Regions from separate parts of the Homo sapiens genome. Here region 1 is linked to region 2. The links are chromatin loops, found by intact Hi-C in ENCODE. Cell type or tissue: heart left ventricle. All regions are shown on one strand.

Region 1 (5,000 bases), 140 kb after region 2:
GCCACCATGCCCGGCCTCCAACTACTATTATTGAATGGTCTACCTTCATCTTCATATCTATCCATTTTTTCTTCATGTATTTTGGTGCTGTGTTACTAGGTGCATTGTGTTTATAATTGTTATATCTTCCTGATAGATTGACCATTTTATTTTTATGAAATGTCCTTCTATCTCTTGCAACATTTTTTTAAAGTCTATTGTATCTGACATGGTATAACAACTCCAACTTTGTGTTTGCATGACATATTTATTTTCATGCTTTTACTTTCAACCTTTTTGTGTCTTTGAATATCAGATGTGTCTTCTGTGAAAAAACTTTTTATTTCTGTGTAGTCCTGTTCATCAATCTTTTCTTTTACTGTGTGTGTATTTTTGAGTCATAGTAAGAAAACCTCTTCCTACATCCAGATCAAAAAGAAATTAACCCAATTTTCTTCTAGTACTCGTATGGTTTCATTTTTTTTCTTACATTTAATCTTTGATTCATTTAGAATTCATTCTTGTGCTTGGTAGGAGATACTGGACTTAATTTTTTAAAATTGTTATTCAGTTGTTCCAGCAGCATTTATTTAAAAACATCTGTTTTCTCCAGTAATTTTAGAGGCCACCTTTATCGTATACTGAGTTTCCAAATGTGGTTGGGGCATATCTGGACTTCTTCTACTCCACTTCTCTGTCAACTCATACACCAGTATACACTGTTTTAATTATGAAGGCTTTGTAGTATTTTTAGTGTCTGGTAGGGCTTATGTTCCCATTGAGGCTTTTCTGTGTTCCTGGCTATTCTTGAAGGTTAATTTTCCCACATGAACTATAGTATCAATTTGTCTAGCTCCATAAAATTGCATTATATTTATAAATTAATTTAGGGAGAACTGGCATTGTGATGATACTGAGTTGTCTCATCCAAGAAGAATTTATGTCTTCCCATTTGCTGAGGAATACTTTTGTGTTATTTAGTTTTGAAAGGTTTTCTCATGGAGGTTTTGCACATACCCGAATAAATTTATTCCTAAATAGTTTATCTTTATTGTTGCTATTATACATGGGAGTTTCTTTGTAGTACTGATTTCTGAGTGCCAGTTTTATATTCTGCTAGTTTACTGAATCCTTTTTTGTGTGTTCGAGTTATAATGTGCTTTTTTCCAGTATATTTTCATGAGATTCATCTTTGTGGATGTTTGTAACTCTATTATTTATTTTCACTGCTGTGTACTATTCCATTGTATAAATATATCACAGGATATTTATCTGTTTGTATTTGGATGGACATTTAGATTGTTTCCCATTTGTTGAAGTTGTCAAGTAGTTTTCCAAAGGCGTTAATTCTGTTCTCACTCCTTTCTGTAATGTGGGAGCCTCTGTTGCTTCACATTTTTACCAACATTAGCTATTGTCAATGCTTAAATTTTGTCAGTCTGAGGGAGTGCAAATGGCACAGAAGCAGCATGCTTTTTAATGACTTCTCTTAAGTCCTTGGTTTCCAAATTCTGACCCAAATGCTGCTTCCCACATGGACACAGTCTCCATGGATTGCACACCCCACCCCCGGCCTGCTTCTTCTAAGTGCCCCTCTCTCATTCAGTGGCTGCTGGTAGGAGTTGAGAATGGCAACGCTGCTTTCCTAGTCTCCTGAGAGGGAAACACACTTCTGTAAAAATTAAACACTTTATTAGCTGAGAAGTGTCTGGCCCTGGTACTGGCCTCCTAGAGGAATTTCTTTGCTGACTTACTTGCATTATATCTGTTGTATAATTATCAACAATCAGCATCCACTGAGTAGCATCTTGTACCTGACACTTTACTAGGCTCTGAACAGGGCTTAGTGATGAATAAGACCCAGTTCCCCACCACTCCTGGGGCTTTCCACCCGCTTGGAAGAGGAGACATGTTTACATTAGGTGATATCGCTGGATAACACCAGTGATACCCAGTGAGCGTGTCAAGGGCCAGGTTGCTGACACTGACAGGGAGGTCTGTAGAAAATGAATGTGGAAAGAAAATCTTCTATCATATTATATTACAAATTCAGGAGGAAAATCTGTCATTGAATGTTTTCTTCTTGTTTTAAAAAGCTGAATTCATTCTGATAAAAATGTATATACCACCTAAAAATATACACTCTATTTTTCCAACCGACACAATCACCCACAACTGAAAATTGACCTTGGAGCCCTGTCCCACCTCTAATGGGTGGATCTAGGATCAACCCTATTTCTAAAGGGGTACATTGCAGGATCCTGGGTCACGAGGCCAGTGGCTGGTCCAGTTGTGGCCTTGACTCAGGTGTCCTTCCCTTATTTCTTATGACCAAACCACCGGCTCTGTGCTTCTCCATATGGTGTGGTCTATTCCAAGCTCCTGGTATCTTGTGGATCCAAGACCTGCCTTTATCTCCCCAGTCTTCGTGAAATAAGAGCTCTTCTCTTCCTTTAGTGTTTGGGGCCCTGCTACCTCTCCTGGGCATTTGAAAGCTAAGTGCCCACTCACCTCAGGTCCAGGGATGTCCTCCATTAGCATTTCCCTCATTCTGCTGCCCAGCAAAACCAGGGTTAAACTAAGGTTTGGTTACAGCATATGGGTAAGAAGTTTCCATGCTCAATAAAATGCCACGTCATCTACTTTATAAAAGGGTAACACATCCCTTCCGAGCTGGAAGCCTCTCTCTCCATGCTTGCTCCTCTTGTGGCCAACAGCACACCCTCCAGGCAACTGGGGAGCATTGCAGGTGTAGACCGGGCTTCCGTCAGGCAGTGCTTTCTGGCAGAAGCCAGCTGGCTTGTGCAGACATCTTGTCCATAGCCTTGACCTTACTGGATACACTTGCTAACCTCCCAGACAAACTGATCCAGGCTCATGAAAGTTGGTTTGTTCTTTGGTTTGTTCATTGTGCATTCATTCATTTGTTTGTTCATTTGGTAAACACATACTACATACTTCATTGAAAATTCTGCAATGATCAGGTCAGTCAAAATGCACACACACACAAAGAGCCTCTTTCTCCCTTTACCCTATTGAGTATTGGGTACCTTATTGGGCATCTGAGATGCTGTGGAATTTTTGCCAGAATTTTACCTGTTTGTCTACCCCTGTGCTAGGTGATGTGAAAGCTACATAGGGCAGGGGCTTGACTCTTGAAAACCATGTGATTCTGTTGAAGGTGTAAATCAAGCCAGCCCACAGGAAGCAATGAGTCAACATGTGCACCTCTGTGTTTTGCTCTTGTGGGTCCGAGAAGAGGCGCTTAAATTGCCCAGTGTTCATTGAGGGCTGCCGTGGGTTGGGATTGTTTCCTAGAACCATAGCTGAGCCTTGAAGAGTGGGAAGGCTTTAGACAGATTCTGGGGAAAGGTGTCATACCTGGGGAGAATAACTTGACTATGTGGGCTGAGAGTAAACATAGTGGGTTCTGATGATGTCGAAGGGACCAGCTTGATGATATGTGTTGTTTCACATGTTAAATCCTTGGGACCTCCTACTTGACTAGATCAGCACTTGAGCCCTTCGTATAGAAAGCTATGTGCTACAGTGACCATTGCTGGGCCGACTGGCTGGCATGGGGCTGTGGTTGACTCTGTCCTGGGTGGGGCCGTGGAGACACCATAGTCTATTCCTAGTCTGGCCATGATACCGAAATAGCCTTTAACCATGATTCAAGGCCCCACCCTTTCTCCTATGTGATTGTTGTTTGAATACTTCTATTTTGTTGTTGTTGTTGTTGAAACTGTAGGGTAATTACCCTTGTCCTTAATAATTGCTTTAGTTTCCTTGATGCGCAGAGATGCTCTAGAGTCTACGCTGTTAAAAAGAGGTTAGGATTAAGTTTTTCAACCTGCCGCTGGTGTGAGAAGGATGTCTCCATGCCAATTACTGTCTTCTTGATAGGATTAGTCACTGTGTTAATTGCTACTCAGAAAAACTGCCAAGTTTGTTGTTTTAGACATTGGCTTTTAAAATATTGCAGATGTCATCTCAAATGCAAATTGTATTTGGTATTAGAGATAACTGTTGATCTATTAACACTTTGGGGTTGATTCATATCTGAGGCTGTGTGAGTAAAAGGAGTCTCACCCTTGGATTAATTGCATCTTTGATGGTGGTTCCAGAACTGGGAGGGGGAGGCAGCTGTCAGGTCTGTTTCTTGGCACTCTCTTTGAGAGAACCCAGAGCTCTGTCAGCAACAATCTGTTGGAATTGGCCAGCGTAATGTATGAAACAACCTCGTTCTTCAGCTCAAGAGCATCACCTACCTACTCCACAGGTCGCAGTGGTTGGTAAGCTCCTGGTTTACCTTGAATGTTGACACTCCAGGGAGGGTCAAATGGCCACAGAAGTTCTTAATCCTTAGAGATTTCCGAGTCAGTAGAACCTCCCCATTTTGGACCAGGAAAGAATAGAGAATTCTGACATTACATAGCATTTAATTTTTTATTAATGTTTTATTTTTAAGTCATTTCAAGATTTCAGAAAAGTTGTAGGAATAAAATGAAGAATTCCCATATGCCCTTCACGCAGATTCCCGATATTAACATTTTATCATATCTGTCTTATCATTCTGTATGTGTGCATGCACATGACTGAACCATTTGAAAGTAAGTTTCAGACATGATGCCCCGTTAACCCTAAACACTTCAATGTGTATATCCTGAGAACTAGGACATCCTCTTGCATAAGCCAGTGCAATGGTCAAAGTCAGGAAAATAGTACTAATGCAATAGCATTATCCAATCTGTAGACTTTATTCCTGCAACCAACAATATCCTTTATTAGCAAAATACAATAATAAAAACAATAGTCTGTTGTAGGATCCAATTCAGAATCTCACGTTATGTTTAGTTTCCATGTCTCTGTAATCGCCATCAATCAATTCTTCAGTCTTTGTCTTTCATGACCTTGCCATTTTTGCAGCATACAGGCCATTTATTTTGTAGACTGTCCTTTGGTTGGGGTTTGTCAGATGTTTCCTTAGGACCAGATTCAGGATATGCAATTTTGGCAGG
Region 2 (5,000 bases):
TTTTTTATTGAAAAATCCATTTATAAATAATCTGGACAAATAAAGTAAAAGGCACTTTATTGGGATTCAGAAAAATTCATGGCTACTGAACATCCGGCCAATTCAGCTCCCAGCTCCCAATTAGCCTGCCAGGGCCTCTCTCAGTGGCAGGGGCCCTGCCAGCCACTCGAAAGGCTGCCCTGGGACTATGAGTCATTTTCTTATTTCTTAGCATGCTGGGCGTGAAAATCTTCTTTCTCTTTCTTATTACATGCTAGCACTTACCGGGTGCTTTGGCCAAGCAGATATATCAGCATGTTTTTGTGCAGATAATTGACAGTGGAGCAGGAAGACACTCTCCTCTAAGTTGCTCCCTCTCTTTGTTCACTCGCTTGCTCGAGAACCCAGGGACGGTGGGAGGAATGGCCAAGCTGGACGCAGGCCTGGCCTCCGCAGAGCTGGCGAGCAGGAAAGGCAAGTTTCAGACACCTCCTGCCATGCCCTTGACCCTGCTGGGCCCCCGGTATCCTAGGAGTGTTTTCCCATTTCCGGCCATGTCTTTATTTTATGATTGTTCCCTTAACCCAAAGGCAACTGGGAAAGATTGTCATCCTTCACCACGAAGAGGCCGTTGTCATTTAGTGAGTACCTACTGCATGCCACATGCTATGCAGAAGGTGGTTGTTGCTTCGTCTCACCTAGCCCTCCCAGAGACCCTCCAAGGACAAATATGAGACTCAGAGATGTTAACTGACTTGCCCAGGGTCACACAGCTTGTAAGTGGTGGAACCAGAATTAGAAAATGCAATTCCTTTTTTTGGAGCCTCACCTCCTTCCATCGGGATCACAGTGATCATATTTTCCAAACTGAAAATGGGATGCAGGGGGCCTGGCACGGGGCAACGGGGCAATCAGTAGTTGCTGGGAGAATAAACACACGAATTGAGCCAAGGGTCAGCCAACGGGACAGGTCTTTTGTCAGCGGACCGTTTGGGCCATCTGGTCCCAGGGACCACAGGGTCTGTCTGCCTCTCCGTAGGGTGGGCTGTGGGTAGTGGGGTGCCCGTGAGGGGAGAGGAACAAGAGAGCCTGGACAGCAGGCTCTGGGGGTGCTGTGGCCTCTGAGAGTGGAGTGGGAACAGGGGACTGGCAGAGGAGCTGGTAGCGAGGGCTTGTGTGTGGCTGCTAACTGGATCCATTTGCCAAATCAGCAAAGTTTGGAGCTGAGACTCCAGACTTACCCTGGGCCTAACTTGGGAAAATATTACGCAGTACAAAATAAAATTAAACAGTATTAACCACAGGCCCAAATTGCACCTATATTTTAAAAAGCATTGTGCAGCTGAGACTTATAAAGCCCGGCACCAGCGTGAGGCCATCTTGGTTAATGAGAGCTCTGCGCCTGCTACTCCTTGCCGCGGCCTCTGGTTCACGTCCTCTCGCCCTCCTCCGCTGGGGATGTGCGGGGCCTCCGGTGAGCCGCAGCTCCCTCGGAAGGATGCACCCTTTGCTCTCTGGAGCAGGACGGGCTTTTCTGAGAGGCGGGGCCCGAAGTGTCCGGAGCCGCCAGCCTCAGGGGCTGCACTGGCCTCTCCTTTCCTCTGCCCACACAGAGAACAGCAGCATCAGATGGGGGCGGGCTCAAAAGGGCTTCATAGGCGCCCCGACATCGCAGCTACGGAGGGGCCAGAAAGGAGGCGTGGATATTGTACTGCACTTTCTGGACTTTCACGGGAATTCATGAAGGAGCCTGAATATGCAGCAGCCACATCTGGGTTTATTTCAGCTTGGACACTAATTCATGTTGGGTCCCGTAGTAAATCATTTTTCATTCAGTTACTTGTTTTTCCTCACTTGAAAAATGGGCGTGATACTGGTGGTCGCTGTTGTCTTCCCGCAGCGATAGAATGAGGCTCTGCAGTGATTTCTTTTCCTTCCAAAGTCGAAAGCTCCTCTGGCTTTGCACAACCTTTTGAGCACGACCTTCTCTCTCATCACGGTGATGCCTGTTGCCCCCTAGTGGTCACCAGCAAAGGGAGTGGTTGAGCCGACGATCCCAGGTTGCAACTCAGACCCAGGCCTGGCCCTGAACCCAGGTCTTCCTGCTGGTTCCGAGGCATCTCTGGGCAGGGTGGGTTATAGGGAGGGGACCAGAGAGGGAGTCCTCCCAGTCGCCTCCACCAGGCAGCCCTCCAGCTTGTCAAACTGTCGCCAGCAGTGTTTTCTCAGCATGGAGATTGTGTGTGAGTGTTAAGTCTAGAAAAATCACTCAGGCAAGGCAAAGACTTGCTTTGGTGCAGGGGACTGGAAAGCAGATGTGCTTTTTCTGGCTCTGAACACTGAGGGGAAGTGAGCTTTGGAAGAGAGGCGCTGACTTGGTGTGTGTTTTGGGGCAAGAGGAAGTTTAAAGAGGGACAGTCTGAGCTTGCTCTTTGCAGGGGCTTGCTTGGAGGCCCACAGGCTGGCTGAGCATGAGAGAGAGTGTGCCAGTCAGAGCCCGCAGACTGATGGCTTGCTTAGGAGTATGGACTGGAGCGAGCCTCCCCCTCCTCCTCCTCTCCTCAAACAAGGTCATCAGTGACAAATGCACAGGAGATGGTAAAGGTGGATTGGGGAGGATTTGGACGTGTTTCTTCTGACCTTGATGGGGCCATGTCCCCTCTATTTGTAATCTTGAGCTAGAACAACTGACAAATGGCCTGATAGGTGACAAAAGCAAACAATAGACTCACTTGAAAGATACAGTGAATAGAATTTAATTGAATTTTTTTTGGTACAGACATTGATTTCACCCTGTAAGATGTATGGAGTAAATCATTAGGGGAATTAATATACATTAAAATGTAGTTTATTATCATGAAACTTTTATTGTGCTTGTAGTTGTGTTTTTAATTATTATTTTAATGACTTTCTATATTTCAAATCGTGATAAATCTATTTTTTAAAAATAAACGGACTATAGTTTTACAAGGTGATGTGTAGTGCAGAGCTGTTGATGAATATTGCTCCTTCATTAATGAGAACCAACAGATTAGAAAGACTAAAAATGGACCGATTTACGCACTTTTTAAAAAGCCAATTAATATCTAACCATTAAACACAAATGTTATAGATTAGTCTCACTATCTTATCTACTCTCTGGGCTCCTATTGGATCATTCAGAGATTGACTCTTTAAACCAAGTAAGTGAAGGAGGCTCTAAAAGTGGAAATGCCTGGGACCAATTAAAACAAAGGATTTGGGCCATAATGTGCTGAAAATACCCGTGTCCTCCTGCCTGGGGGGCCATTATCCAAATGAGCAAAGAGGACGGAGGTGTTTGTCCAAGCTGTCTTTGAGGGATGAAGCAGAGGTTGGCTCTGCTGGTAGGATCAGGGTTTTGGGTGATTTCCCCAGTGGTGAAGATGGACTCGTACTGGCTTTTCTGCATTGCATCTCCTGAGCCTTCTTGGAATCAAGGGCAAATGCTTGTTCTGTGCTTTGTGGGGCTTTGTGGGTACCCCGCTCTACATGGAAATCAGCCCTATGACCACTCTCAATGCTGACCTATCCCAGCTGAGCTGAACGACACGTGGTTTTACTGTCATGGCAATATGTCCTCAGTTTTCCAATTCAAACATCTTATTTCAGATACTTGGTTCCATTAGCCACATGGGGGCTTATACCATCTTCCTCCCTGGCTGTGTGCTGGTTGGCTATTTCTGACTTTTGAGGTTGTCAGGCAACATGTCTGGGCAGCCAGAGGCAGGGGAGTATGGATGCGAGGTGTGTGGGCTCCGGAGGCACGCATCCCAAATCTGAAACCTGGCACCAGCATTTATTGTGCGACCTTGAACAGATTTACTTGCTCATTCATTCATTTATCCATTCATTTCTTCATTCAATATTTATGAAATCTGGGTGCTGTTCTAGGGATTGGAGATATAGCAGTGATCAAAATGGAGAAAAATCTCTGCATTCCAGTGAGGACTAGAGAAAGGCATTCAACAAATAGTATAGCAAGATGCAGAGTACACTGCAGAACGTCAGGCAGGACTATCGACTGTGGAGAAAAAAGAAAGTGGGGTGGAGGGCCAGGCAGTGTGTCAGGGGATGTTGCTATTTCACAGGGTGGTTAGGGAGGCCTTACCCAGAAGGGACCATTTGAGCTGTGACCCAGAGGAAGTGAGGGAGTGAACCGAGTAGGATTCTGAGGGAAGAGTTTCTTCTAGGCACAAGGGATGCAGGTGCAGAAGCCCTGGGGCAGGAGCCTGCTGTCTGTTCAGGGAGTAGCAAGGGGACTGTGTGGCTGAGTGGAAGGAGTAGATCAGAGGAATCCTGGGGCCAGATCATGCAGGACAGATAGGTCATTGGGAGGACCTTGGCTTTGAGTCTGGGTGAGATGGGCACTCCTTTAAAGGGTCCCCCTGACTAGTGTGAAGAAGCAAGAGTGTAGGCAGGGAGATCCAAAAGGCAGATGCAGTCATCTAGATGGGAGGAGGTGCTGGTAGCTTGAACCAAGGCGGCAGCAATTAAGATGGGAGAAGTGTTGGATTTTGGCCATATTTTGAAGGTAGAGTGAACAGATTTGCTTCTAATGTTTCCAAAGGAAAGGGGACAAGGATCAGTCTCAGATGTCTGGCCAGAGTCACTGGCAGGGTGGTGCTGTCATCTACTGAGGTGGGGGGAAGCTACAGAAAGAAGGGGTGTGAGTGTGGGTGTGATGGTAGGTTCATGTGTGAAGCATGTAAAGTTTAAGATCCTAGAAGATATTTGGATGGAATTGTTTAATAGGCAGCTGGATATAGGAGCCTGGAGTTCAGAGGGAGAAGTTTAGGCTGAAAACATAAATTTTGGGGTAGTCAGTGCAGAGATGACGTTTAAAGTTCTGAGTCTGGGTGAGATGACTGGGGAGGGAGTGGAGATGGTGAACAAGGCCCAGGGGAGATTTGGGGCAATCTGATGTTTAGAGGACAGGGGGATGAGGAAGAACCAGCAAAGGAAACTGAGAAGCAACAGCCAGAGAAAGCAGAAGGTCAAGA

Evidence for each region. A loop is a pair of places that touch in the nucleus more often than their neighbours do. Peaks named below come from ENCODE experiments on the same cell type or tissue, not always from the same donor. Only the 100,000 strongest peaks of a DNase experiment are listed, where the experiment ranks them.
Region 1: it touches region 2 in a loop (2.3-fold over the local background); 7 of 110 quality-filtered maps call a loop at or near these places.

Annotation. Positions count from the first base shown.
Region 1 is chr1:7,205,387-7,210,386 of GRCh38, forward strand. The region is part of intron 4 of CAMTA1 (calmodulin binding transcription activator 1); the gene reads left to right. Among named protein-coding and RNA genes, the nearest start is that of CAMTA1-IT1, 160 kb to the right of the region's middle. In heart left ventricle, a CTCF peak has its summit at 2,701; no DNase peak of the experiment used is centred here.
Region 2 is chr1:7,068,590-7,073,589 of GRCh38, forward strand. All of the region lies in intron 3 of CAMTA1 (calmodulin binding transcription activator 1), which reads left to right. Among named protein-coding and RNA genes, the nearest start is that of CAMTA1-AS3, 57 kb to the left of the region's middle. RefSeq lists an enhancer at 1,976-2,095. In heart left ventricle, CTCF peaks have their summits at 1,987 (motif pointing left) and 2,191; no DNase peak of the experiment used is centred here; H3K4me3 peaks cover 713 bases.